2 separate regions of the Homo sapiens genome follow, and region 1 is linked to region 2. A link is a contact called in ENCODE Hi-C or POLR2A ChIA-PET data. All regions are on one chromosome and are shown on one strand. The core of a region is the stretch at or near the end of the contact, and the rest is flanking DNA. Distances in the headings are between cores, read along the strand shown.

Evidence for each region. Hi-C counts contacts between places; a loop is a spot of excess contacts on that map. ChIA-PET counts read pairs that join two places held with the same protein, here RNA polymerase II (POLR2A). Pooled maps may share reads with other maps.
Region 1: a pooled map shows a loop between it and region 2 (7-fold over the local background). The contact joins two enhancer-like sites. A Hi-C loop is called at or near these places in 17 of 168 maps with a recorded cell type or tissue (Calu3, HepG2, IMR-90 and 12 more), 5 of 37 single-sample maps with no recorded cell type and 23 of 50 pooled maps. POLR2A ChIA-PET finds 5 or more read pairs at or near these places in 17 of 52 experiments (CD4-positive, alpha-beta T cell, GM12878, H1 and 13 more).

Annotation. Positions count from the first base shown.
Region 1 is chr2:39,098,608-39,104,355 of GRCh38, reverse strand. All of the region lies in intron 1 of SOS1 (SOS Ras/Rac guanine nucleotide exchange factor 1), which reads left to right. Among named protein-coding and RNA genes, the nearest start is that of SOS1, 20 kb to the left of the region's middle. Within about 2 kb of position 4,000, at least 2 of the 41 ENCODE cell types and tissues checked have a DNase peak (open chromatin) inside an H3K27ac peak, as active enhancers do.
Region 2 is chr2:39,213,030-39,219,213 of GRCh38, reverse strand. CDKL4 (cyclin dependent kinase like 4) reads left to right here. Exons shown (of 10, transcript NM_001397900.1): 4 at 5,742-5,814. Among named protein-coding and RNA genes, the nearest start is that of CDKL4, 28 kb to the left of the region's middle. Within about 2 kb of position 2,218, at least 2 of the 41 ENCODE cell types and tissues checked have a DNase peak (open chromatin) inside an H3K27ac peak, as active enhancers do.

The DNA of each region.
Region 1 (5,748 bases), core at 2,751-5,250, 120 kb after region 2:
TTTGTATGTCTTTATAGAAATGTCTATTCAAATTCATTGCCCCTTTTTAAATTAGTTATTTATTTATTTATTTGAGATGAAGTCTTGCTGTTGTCCCCCAGGCTGGAGTGTGATGGTGTGATCTAGGCTCACTGCAACCTCTGCCTCCTGGGTTCAAGCAATTCTCCTGCCTCGGCCCCATGAGTAGCTGGGATTACAGGCACCTACCACCATGCCTGGCTAATTTTTAGGTTTTTAATAGAGACGGGGTTTCACCATGTTGGCCAGGCTGGTCTAGAACTCCTGACCTCAGGTGATCCACCCCCGCCTCGGCTTTCCAAAGTGCTGGGATTACAGGCGTGAGCCACTGCGCCTGGACCATTGCCCATTTTTTAATTTGGTTGTTTGTGTTTTTGATGTTGAGTTTTAGGAGATCCTTATTATATATTCTTGATATTAGACCTTTATCCAATATATGATTTGCAAATATTTTCTCTCATTTAAACCCAATCAAAAGTTTATCTTTTTAGTTTCTTGATAATGTCCTCTGATGAACGAAAGTTTTTAATTTTGACGAAGTCAGATTTATCTGTTTTTTCTTTCATTGTCTTGTGCTTTTTGTGTCAGATCTTAAGAATTCATTGCCAAATCCAAGGTCATGAGGATTTGCCCCTATGTTTTCTTCTAAGAGATTTATGGTTTTAGCTCTTATATTTAGGTCATTGATATATTTTCAGTTAATTTTTGTGTTTGGTATGAGTTAGGAGTCCAACGTCATTCTTTTGCTTGTGGAAATCCAGTTGTCCCAGCACCATTTGTTGAGCAGGGTCTTATTTCTCCATTGAATGGACTTGGCACAAATCAGTTGGTCATAGATGTATCAGTTTATTTTGGTATGCTCAGTTTTATGCTGTTGGTCTATATGTCTATGCTTTTTCAGTACCATATTATTTTGATTACTGTAGCATTGTAGTAAGTTCTGAAGTCAGAAAGTGTGAGTGTTCCAACTTTTTTTTTTCTTGATTGTTTTGGCTTTTCAGTGTCCCTTGCAGCTCTGTGAATTTGAGGGTCAGCATTTCCGTTTCTGCAAGAAAAGATTTTGGAATTTTGATAGAGATTGCATCGAATCTGTACATTGCTCTAGGTAGTATTGATGTCAACAATATTAAGTCTTCCTACTCAATAACTCAGAATGGCTTTTAATTTATTTTGGTTATTTTAAATTTTCTGCAGCAGCGTATTGTAGTTTTCAGGGTAAAACTCACCTCCTTGGTTAAATCTCTTTCTAGGTACTCTTTTAGATGTTATTGTTCTTTTCAATGTTAAATGGAATTGCATTCCTAATTTCTTTTTCAGATTATTCATTGCATATGCATAGAAACACAACTACTTAAATTTTTTTTTTAAGTTATTTATTTTTTTGAGACAGGGTCTCGCCCTGTCACCCAGACTGGAGTGCAGTGGCGTGATCACAGCTAACTGTAGCCTCAACTTCCTGGGCTCCAGCAATCTTCCCATCTCAGCCTCCTGAGTAGTTGGGACTACAGGTGCATGCCACCACACCACACATCACACTGGCTAATTTTTGTATTTTTGGTAAGACAGGGTTTTGCCTTGTTGGCCAGGATGGTCTTGAACTCCTCTGCTCAAGTGATCCACCAGCCTCAGCCTCCCAAAGTGCTGGGATTATGGGCGTGAGCTACCATGCCCGGCCGCACCAGTCTTTCTTTTCCAGAATCTATATAACCTGATCTTCTGGACTTCAAAATCCTTGTTGTTTCCCCTCACCTATAACCCTTTTAAAACGAAGCGGAATTCTTCTTTTTTTTTTTTTTTTTTTTTTTTTGAGATGGAGTCTTGCTCTGTTGCCCAGGCTGGAGTGCAGTAGTATGATCACGGCTCTCTACAGCCTTGGCCTCCTGGGTTTTAGTGATCCTCCTACCTCAACCTAGTCTAGCTGAGTAGCTAGGACTACAAGTGTGTACCACCACACCCACCTAATTTTTTTTCCCCTTTGGTAAAGATGAACTCTCATTATGTTGCCCACACTGGTCTTGAACTCGTAGGCTCAAGCTATCCTCCTGCCTTAGCCTCCCAAAGTGCTGGGTTTACAGGTATGAGCTACCACACCGGGACAAAGTGGCACTTTTTTTTTTTTTTTTTTTTTTTTTTGAGACAGAGTCTCGCACTGTCACCCGGGCTGGAATGCAATGGCATGATCTCAGCTCACTGCAACCTCTGCCTCCCAGGTTCAAGTGATTCTCCTGCCTCAGCCTCCCGAGTAGCTGGGATTATGGGGCCTGCCACCACGCCTGGCTAATTTTTGCATTTTTAGTAGAGATGGGGTTTCTCCATGTTGGTCAGGCTGGTCTCGAACTCCTGACCTAGTGATCCGCCCACCTCAGCCTCCCAAAGTGCTGGGATTACAGGCATGAGCCACTGAGCCTGGCCTAAAGTAGTACTTTTTAATTAAAAAAAGAATCAAAATGAAACTCAATACATAGGCAGGTCATAAAAAATGATTTTTTCTTTTGCTCAAGCAGTGAGTAGCATTAAGCTGTTCCCTCACCTTCACCTGGTGTTACCTGGAGTACATTTGGGAAGTCCTCAACTTTGAAAACCCTTTTTCCCTATATACTGCTGGTAATTAAAAGCAAAAAATTATTCTGAAGTTTGTCAAGCATTTTATGGAGGAGACATTGCTAGTTTGTTTTCTGTTTTTTTTTAAGTATATTTTAAACATTTCCTTATACTCCTAATATAAATGTTGCTTTGTCAGAAATTTCAACATTTGGAACAAAATTTTTATAGTTTCTAAATAAATATAATTCAAACCAGGTATAGTTAGGATGGGTGCCTATAATGCTGTCAGGATACATATAATGCTATGCATAAAGTTTATTTCTGTATCATCTAGTTGTTCAACAGTTGATCTAGGCATAATAATGAAACTACTTTTGCAGTTTGATATAGTTTGGATATTTGACCCCTCCAAATTTCATGTTGAAATTTGTCCACCTCCAATCTCACGTCTCAGTGTTAGACAGTGGGGGCCTGGTGGGAAGTGTTCGGGGTCATGGGGCAGGTCCCTCATGAATGGGTTGGTACCATCCTTGTCCCAGAGGTAATGTGTGAATTCCTGCTCTATTCGTTCATGTGAGAATTGGTTGTTCAGAAGAGTGTGACACACTTCCCCTCTCTCTTGCCATGTGACACATTTGCTCCCCCTTTGGCTCTGCCATGATTGGAAACCTCCTGAGGTCCTTACCAGAAGCAGATGCTAGCGGCACGCTTCTTGTACAGCCTGCAGAACTGTTAGCCAAGTAAAACTCTTTACTTTATAAATTACCCAGCCTCAGGTATTTCTTTATAGCAATGCAAATAGACTAAAAGACAGTTAAACACATTTTTGTTTTTGTTTTTCTCCATGTCTCCTTGCTGTATTTTATTATTTTTTTGAGACAAGGTCTCACTCTGTTGCCCAAGCTGGAGTGCAGTGGTGCAGTCTCGGCTCACTGCAACCTCCCCCTCCTGGGCTTAAGTGATCCTCCCTCCTCAGCCTCTCAAGTAGCTAGGACTAAAGGTGTGTACCACCACACCCAGCTATTTTTCTTTAAATTTTTTGTAGAGACAGGGTCTCACTGTGTTGCCTAGGCTGGTCTTGAACTCTTAGTCTCAAGGAATCCTCCTGCCTTGGCTTCCCAAACTGCTTGGATCACAGGTATGAGTCACCACGCCTGGCCTGCTCTTTTGTTTCTATATGTTAGACTTTTTGCAGATTTCCATATATAAGCGATGTCATCAGTATTTTCTTTCAGTGTCTGGCTTATTTTACTGAGTGTAATGTCCTCTGGGTTTATTATCCGTGTAGTTGCAAATGGCAGTATCTCATTTTTTAAGGCTGAATGATATTCCATTGTGTGTATCTGTGTGTATCACAATTTCTTTTTTCATTCATCTGTCAGTTGACACATTGTTTCCATAACTTGGCTATTGTGACTAATACTGCAATGAACACAGTAGCACAGATATCTCTACCAGGTGCTGATTTCATTTCCTTTGAGTACATACCCAGCTAGGTCATATGGTAGTTCTATTTTTAAGTTTTTGAGGAACCTCCATTACTGTTTTCCATAATGGCTGTGCCAATTTATATTCCCATCCACAGTCTACAAGGGTTTCCTTTTCTCCACACCCTCACCAACACTTGTTATCTCTTACCAAAAGAGTCATTCTAACAGGTGTGAGATGATATCTCATTGTGGTTTTGATTTGCATTTCTCTGATGATTAATGATGTTGAGTACCTTTTCATATACCTGTTTGTCATTAGTATGTCTTCTTCAGAAAAAAACAGTCTTGGCCGGGCACAGTGGCTCATGCCTGTAATCCCAGCACTTTGGGAGGGCGAGGCAGGTGGATCACTTGAGGTCAGGAGTTTGAGACCAGCCTGGCCAAAATGGGGAAACCCCATCTCTACTAAAAATTAGCAGGGCCCGTAATCCCGGCTACTCCAGAGGCTGAGGCAGGAGCATCACTTGAACTGGGGAGGTGGAGGTTGCAGTGAGTCGAGATCGTGCCACTTCACTCCAGCCTGGGCACAGAGTGAGACTCTGTCTCCAAAACAATAAAAAAAGATATATGGTTTGTAAACATTTTCTCCCAGTCTGTAGGGTGCCTTTTGATTGTGTTGATTGTTTCCTTTGCTGTGCAGAAGCTTTTTAGTTTGATGTAGTCCAAGTTGTTTATTTTTGCTTTTGTTGCCTGGGCTTTTGGTATGCCATCCAAAAAAATATCAAGGAACTAGTATTAACCTATACAATTCAGTAGTTTTTAGTATATTTACAGAGCTGTGCAACTATTGCACAATCAATTATAAATCATTTTCATCACCTCAGAAAGAACTCCATACCCTTTAGCCATCATCCTCCAAACCTCCAGCCCCAGGTAACCATTAATCTATTTTCTGTCTTTATGGATTTGTCTGTTCTGGACATTTCATATAAATGGACTCATAATATGTAGTCTTTCATGACTGCCTTTTTTCACTTAGCAAAATGTTTTCAAGGTTCATCCATATTTTAGCATGTATCAGTACTTCATTTCTACGACTAAATAGTATTGTGTTGCATTGATGTATACTACATTTTGCTTATACATTCATCAATAGATGAACATTTGGGTTGTTTCTACCTATTGGCTATTAAGAATAGCTGCATATTTTCATTCCCACTAGCAGTGTGGAAGGCTTTCAGTTTCTATATTTTCACCAACACTTGTCTTTTTTATTCTAGCCATCTTAGTGGATATGAGGTGATATCTCATTGTGGTTTTCATTTGTATTACCCTAATAACTGATGATGAACATTTTTTCATGTGCATATTGAACATTTGTAGATCTTGTTTGAAGAAATATCTGTTCAGATCCTTTGCCCATTTTAAAATTGGGTTGTCTTTTTACTGTTGAGTTGTAAGAATATTTTTTTTTTGAGGTGTGGTCTCGCTTTGTTGCCCTGGCTGGAGTGCAGTGGCACAATCTTGGCTCACTGCAACCTCCACCTTCCGGGTTCAGGCAATTCTCCTGCCTCAGCCTCCTGAGTAGCTGGGACCACAGGCGCCTGCCACCACACCTGGGTAATTTTTTGTATTTTTAGTAGAGATGGGGTTTCACCGTATTAGACAGGATGGCCTTGATCTCCTAACTTCGTGATCTGCCTGCCTCGGCCTCCCAAAGTGCTGGGATTACAGGCGTGAGCCACCGCACCCGGCC
Region 2 (6,184 bases), core at 969-3,468:
AGTTCAGAGAGAAAGAGATTTGTCACAGGGTTTTAGTTTATAAAATTTCTGGGAGTGCCAGAGAAACAAGCTTAATTGAGCTCCTATTAGGTACCAGGTCCTGTTCTAGGTGCTGGGGCTATAATAACGGACAAGAGAAAGTCCTTGCCCTTGTGCAATTTACATTCTGATGTAGTCCAACAATAAAGAAGAGTTATGAGTCTTTGAAGAAAAATAAAGCACAGTGTGGAGTTAGAGAATGCCCAGGAGGTGTATTAGTCAAGGTTCTTCAGAGAAACAAAACCAGTGGGATACATAGAGGTACTGATAACAGGAAATTTATTATTGGTATTGACTCATGTGATTATGGAGGGAGAGAAGTTCCACAATCTGCCATCTGCAAGCTAGAGAACCAGGAAAGCCGATGGTCTAATTCAGGCCAAGTCCTAAGGCCCCAGAGGACAGAGAGTTTCAAAGTCCAAAGGCCTGAGAGCCAGGAGCTTCCACATCCAAGGGCAGGAGAAGATGGACGTCCCAGCTCAAGGAGAGAGAAGCAGCCCTTCCCCTACCGTTTTGTTGTATCCAGGCCTTCAACGGGTTTGATGATGCCTGCCTGCCTGCCCTCACCTTTGTGGGTGGGTCTTCTTTACGCGGTCTACTGATTCAAATGTGAATCCCTTCCAGAAACACCCTCACAGACACACCCACAAATGATGTTTTGGGTTTTTTTTGTTTTTTGAGAGAAGGTCTCATTCACTTGTCTCACTCTCTGCAGTGGCCTGAACATGGCTCACTGCAGCCTCAAACTCCCAAACTCAAGCAAATCCTGCCTCAGTCTCCTGAGCAGCTGGGACCACAGACACTCACCATTATGTCTGGCTAATTTTTAAACTTTGAGTAGAGGTAGGGTCTTGCCATGTGGCCCAGGCTGGTCTCAAACTCCTGTGCTCAAGCAATCCTCCTGCCTCAGCCTCCCAAAGTGCTGGGATTACAGGCATGAGCCACTGCACCTGGCAGAAATAATGTTTTAGCAGCTATCTGGTCATCCCTTAACCTAGTCAAGTTAACACAGAAAATTACTCATAACTAAAAGGAAGTAGAAGGAACAATAAACTGTTAATAGAAGTAGAAATAGAAGTAAACATAGAAATAGAAGTAAAATGTTATTAACAGCCTGATTGAAAGTATAAATAAGCCTTGGGGGCCAGGCGCAGTGGCTCACGCCTGTAATCCCAACACTTTGGGAGGCCGAGGCAGGCAGATCACCTGAGGTCAGGAGTTCAAGACCAGCCTGACCAACATGAAGAAACCCCATCTTTACTAAAAATACAAAGTTAGCTGAGTGTGATGGCACATGCCTGTAATCCCAGCTACTTGGGAGGCTGAGGCAGGAGAATCGCTTGAACCCAGGAGGCGGAGGTTGCGGCGAGCGGAGATTATGCCATTGCACTCCAGCCTGGGCAACAAGAGCGAAACTCTATCTCAAAAAATAAATAAATAAATAAATAAATAAATAAATAAATAAATAAATAATAAAATAAGCCTGGCATGTTCAGAGAATAGCAGAAAATAATGGGCTGGGATGGAGTGACTTTAGGGATGTGATAGGAGATAAAGTTGGGAAGGGAAATGGAAGTAAAATGTTATTAACAGCCTTGTAGGCCATAGTAACAAGGCTGGATTTTATTCTAGGATAGTAAAGATTTACTGAGAAGGACTGAATTCATCTTGGGTAATAATAATGAAATCAAGCTTCCCCTATTACGTTTTTATAACAAACTTCCAGGTAATGACTTCTGATTTCAGCATCAGGTCTTCCTCTGAGTGGTTCAAAGAGCATATTCTGAGCAGTTCAGTCTGAATTCCCCCATCATGTTACCCTATCTTGTTAGCCCATTCAGACTTGAACTGTGATGTCTCATGTTTGCTTTAAGGCCTTCATTACGACTTTTAGTATTACTTTCAGTGGCAAGAACCTCGGTTACTTTTGTACCAACCGAATATTTGGTTTTGCACTGGCCCAAAATATAATATTTAAACACTGAGCATCTTTTGATTTCACCAGAGGTTCATTTTGCTCCAAGATGCTTTGAAAAATGCTGCCTGTGGCTGAATGGTGCTGCAGCGCTCTATCTTTCTGGACTGGGCGCCGCGTCGATGTGTACTCTCTTTGATGGTTATCTTCTCTTTGCACGATCTGTGGTGTTGGTTTGTGGTTCTCTTTGATGGCTATCTTCTCTTTGCACGATCAGTGGTGTTGTTTTGCCCCTGACGGAATCTGCCTTCTTGGAAGCTAACTGAACTGAATATGACACTTCCTGTGAGATGCCTTTAAACATCCTCTTTCATGTTAAAGTCATCTTTAACATCCTATGAAATTACTTTCCTATGAAATTACTTCATTCTCCATTCCCTGTTATTAAGGCTAGTAATTGGCGTTTTGCAGTTTCTCAATCCTAGCCCCTACCTTGTTTCCCAATTCCAGTACTTACTCTCCTGCACCTGTAGGCTCTTAGATCCCAACCAGACTAGCGTTCTGTTCCCATGTCAGCAGGAGCATGTACTCCACCCTCGCTAGTCCCTCTCAAGGACTGAAATCCATTTCCCTTCCTCTCACTGCTGCCACCATAATCTAAGTGTCCAAATCTCACTTGGGTTATTGAATTAGCCTCCTAATTTCTCTCTCTGTATGTATGTTGCCTTCCCAGAAATCCATTCTCCATATTATGTCACTTCCTTGCTTGATTTCTTTCAATGGTTTTGAATTTAGCATAAAATCCAAATTTCTTATTGAGATCTAGATCTCCGAGGCCCTCCATGGACTGATTTCTGCCAACCTTCCTGGCTTCTTCACTCAAGTTTCAGCCACCCTGGCCTCATACTGCTTTCCCCACACCTCCAGTTCTTTCTCTCCTCAGGGCCTCTTGCTATTCTGCACCTCTTCCCTCTTTGTACAGGGGTCTCAATCCCATCGACTGGCCTTATCTAATCTCAGACCTGTATCTCCAGAACTCATGTGGGTGTTAAAACCAGACATTGAGGGGATAGATTACTCAAATAACTTATAAGATATTATTCTAGTATTACACATGAGGAAAATTGAAGGTGCAGAGAGCTTAAATAACGTGTTCAAGATTATAAAGTAGGAAGCAGCATATCTGGGATTTGAACTCAAGCAACCTGTCTCACAGTGCTCAACATGGCTATACTATTCTTCCTGCCTCATATTTTGAAAGTGTACGCAATGTTGTTTCAGGTTTGGCTCTAGGTGAAGTGGGGAGAAGAATACAGTTATATCAGTATTCAGTGCTGGAAATAGACACTTCAAGTCGAAAGGGATTTAATCATGAAAATTAGGTACATTTGCAATATTAATAATTAGGAGAACTGGGGTCAAGGGTTGCCACTGGGCCACTGATGTCAAGGACATGCCACCATAATTGTGGTACAAGATCAGGAAACTGCTCTGAGGAAAATACCGTGTACATCACTTGCTGTTTCTCTGCATATACTTCAGACTCTTGTAGCTAGTGTCATAACTGAGTCATGCCTAGGCCTTCCCACTGTTCTGTAAAGTCAGCTACATCTGCACATGTTCAATTTTTAAAAAGTGATCTAAATATATGATTTAAATATCCAAATATGATAAAATATTAAATCTGAGTGATGGATATGTTTGGGGTATTACATAATATAATTTTTTTAAATTAAGAAAATCCTTACAGTTGACATTTAGTAAAAGAAACTCTTATGTTTCAGATTTTTGAAAAATATACAAACAACAGCCGCATCTCCATCAACAGGGCTGAAAGACAAACAACACTGAGCAAAATATTTGCAGCATATATAACAGACCATGATATACATTGAGTCTTTGTAAATCAATAATAAAACAGTGAACAGACCAATTTAAAAAGCAATAAAGGCATAAAATGGAATTACACAAAAGAAGAAATGTAGTATCCAATAAGGGTGTGAAAAATAATAATCACTAAACATTAGTAAAATGCAAATAAAAACCACAGTGAGACATCTTTTTATTTTAACCACAGATTGGCAAACATAACATTGGCAAAACCAAATGTTGGCAAGACAATGAGGAGACAGGGACTTTGATGCACAGATGTTTGGTGGGAGTGAAAATGGGTATAACCTTCCTCAGAAAGGGTAGTTTGGCAGTGTGTAAATGTGAAGGCATCATCATGGGACAGTGATGTGAGTGATGGAAAGCTACCAACAGAAAAGTTACAGAGAATGTAATTGCTATAATTCATGGAGATGTTACATAAAGTAGAATACTCCCAGAGTAAGTTTCCCAGACCCCCAATCCCCAGTGGAAAATACACCTGCCCATGATACTTCCCAGTATTTTCTATACAGAGGGATGAGTCTGCCAGGGACAAGAAGCTTACACCCTCTCATTCTTATGGGATCCTTATTCTCCCTGGCCGCCTTTTGGGCTATCTGCTTACAGGGACAAGTAACTATTACAAAATAACTTGAGTGTCTACCACCATGAATTAGATAAATTGAAGAGCCATCTTCCAAGTATACCTTTTTTCCTGCAAAACCAAGTCTCCGGTCTACCTGAATTTCATCCATGCAGGATCGAAATGTAATGGGTGCCTACCATTGGTCTCAGAAATCCCACTTCTAGAACTTACCTTAAGAAGGTAATTGTGTAAATATCATAAGATGGATGATTACAGATATTCATTGAAGACTTTCTAGAAACAAAAATTGGCTGAACTTAACTGCTCATCAATAGAGACTAAGTAAATTATGATATATCCATATAATGATCTCCTCTGGAGCCTCTAAAATATATGTGTACATGTTGGTATTTGTACCTCTATGCATAAAATTCTCAAAGTGGTCAGGGGTGAAATTGAAGAAAATAAATGGGTGGCTAGGCAGGTGTCAGAGAGACTTCATGTATATACTTTTATATGTTTAAAATTTGAACCATACGAATGTTTTTATTTTAAAATTAAAGTTAAAAAGTAAATACTGGCCGGGCATAGTGTCTCACACCTGTAATCCAAGCACTTTAGGAGGGCGAGGCAGGTGGATCATCTGAGGTCGAGAGTTCAAGACCAGCCTGGCCAACATGACAAAACCCCGTCTCTACTAAAAATACAAAAATTAGCCGGGTATCGTGGCACGTGCCTGTAATCCTAGCTACTTGGGAAGCTGAGGCAGGAGAATCAAATTTCTTGAACCTGGGAGGAGGAAGTTACAGTGAGCTGAGATCATGCCACTGCACTCCAGCCTGGGTGACAGAGCCAGACCCTGTCTCAAAAAACAAAACAAAACAAAACAAAACAAAACAAAACAAAACAAAAAAAGTACAGAGAGAGACAGGGAGAGAGAGGAGCAGAGATGCCTGAAGAGAGCCACCAGAAGTTATAGCAGTTATTTTGGGGTAGCAAGATTTGACCCAACACATTTTATTCCTTTACTTTTCTTTTTTTTATTCCTTTCCTTTTCTTTTTTTTATTCCTTTACTTTTCTATATTTTTTGAATCTTCATAAGCATGCATCATTTTATGGATGTAAAAAATTCAAATTACAAAAGGAAATTACATAACCATAATAAAAAGATAGTAAAGCCCAATTTTCACTAAAATATATTTTTAGGACCCTTCCGCATGGTGTTCCTTGAAGAGGACAGTCCCTCACCACTCCACTTCTATTCCCAGCCCTTGCTTCTGGAACTCTATCCTATGAGTTTTCATTTCCTTTTTTATTTTTTCCCTCAGAGTTGCTGATGGAGTGATCAAAAGCGTATTATGGCAAACACTTCAAGCTCTTAATTTCTGTCATATACATAACGTAAGTAACATTTTCTAATGTATTTATTCATTTCTTCATGATGACTCTTTTCTTCTAAATAGCTCAGGGTTTTGTTTGGAGAGCTGAAGACAAAGGGAAAGTAAGAGCCAAAGAAGCAAAACAAAAGGAAGTTCAGCCAGTAATCCCAGCACCTTGGGAGGCTGAAGTGGGAGGATCACATGAGCCCCAGAGTTTGAGACAGGCCTGGGCAACATAGCAAGACCCTGTCTCTGCAAAAAAGAAGAAAAGGGAATAACAAAAGAAAGTTCAAAATATGAGAAAAAAGTGATGCATTATTCATGGCTCTTTCCAATTTCTGTAAGAATCAAATTGCTAATTCCTTATGAATTAAAAATTTGAATAAATATAA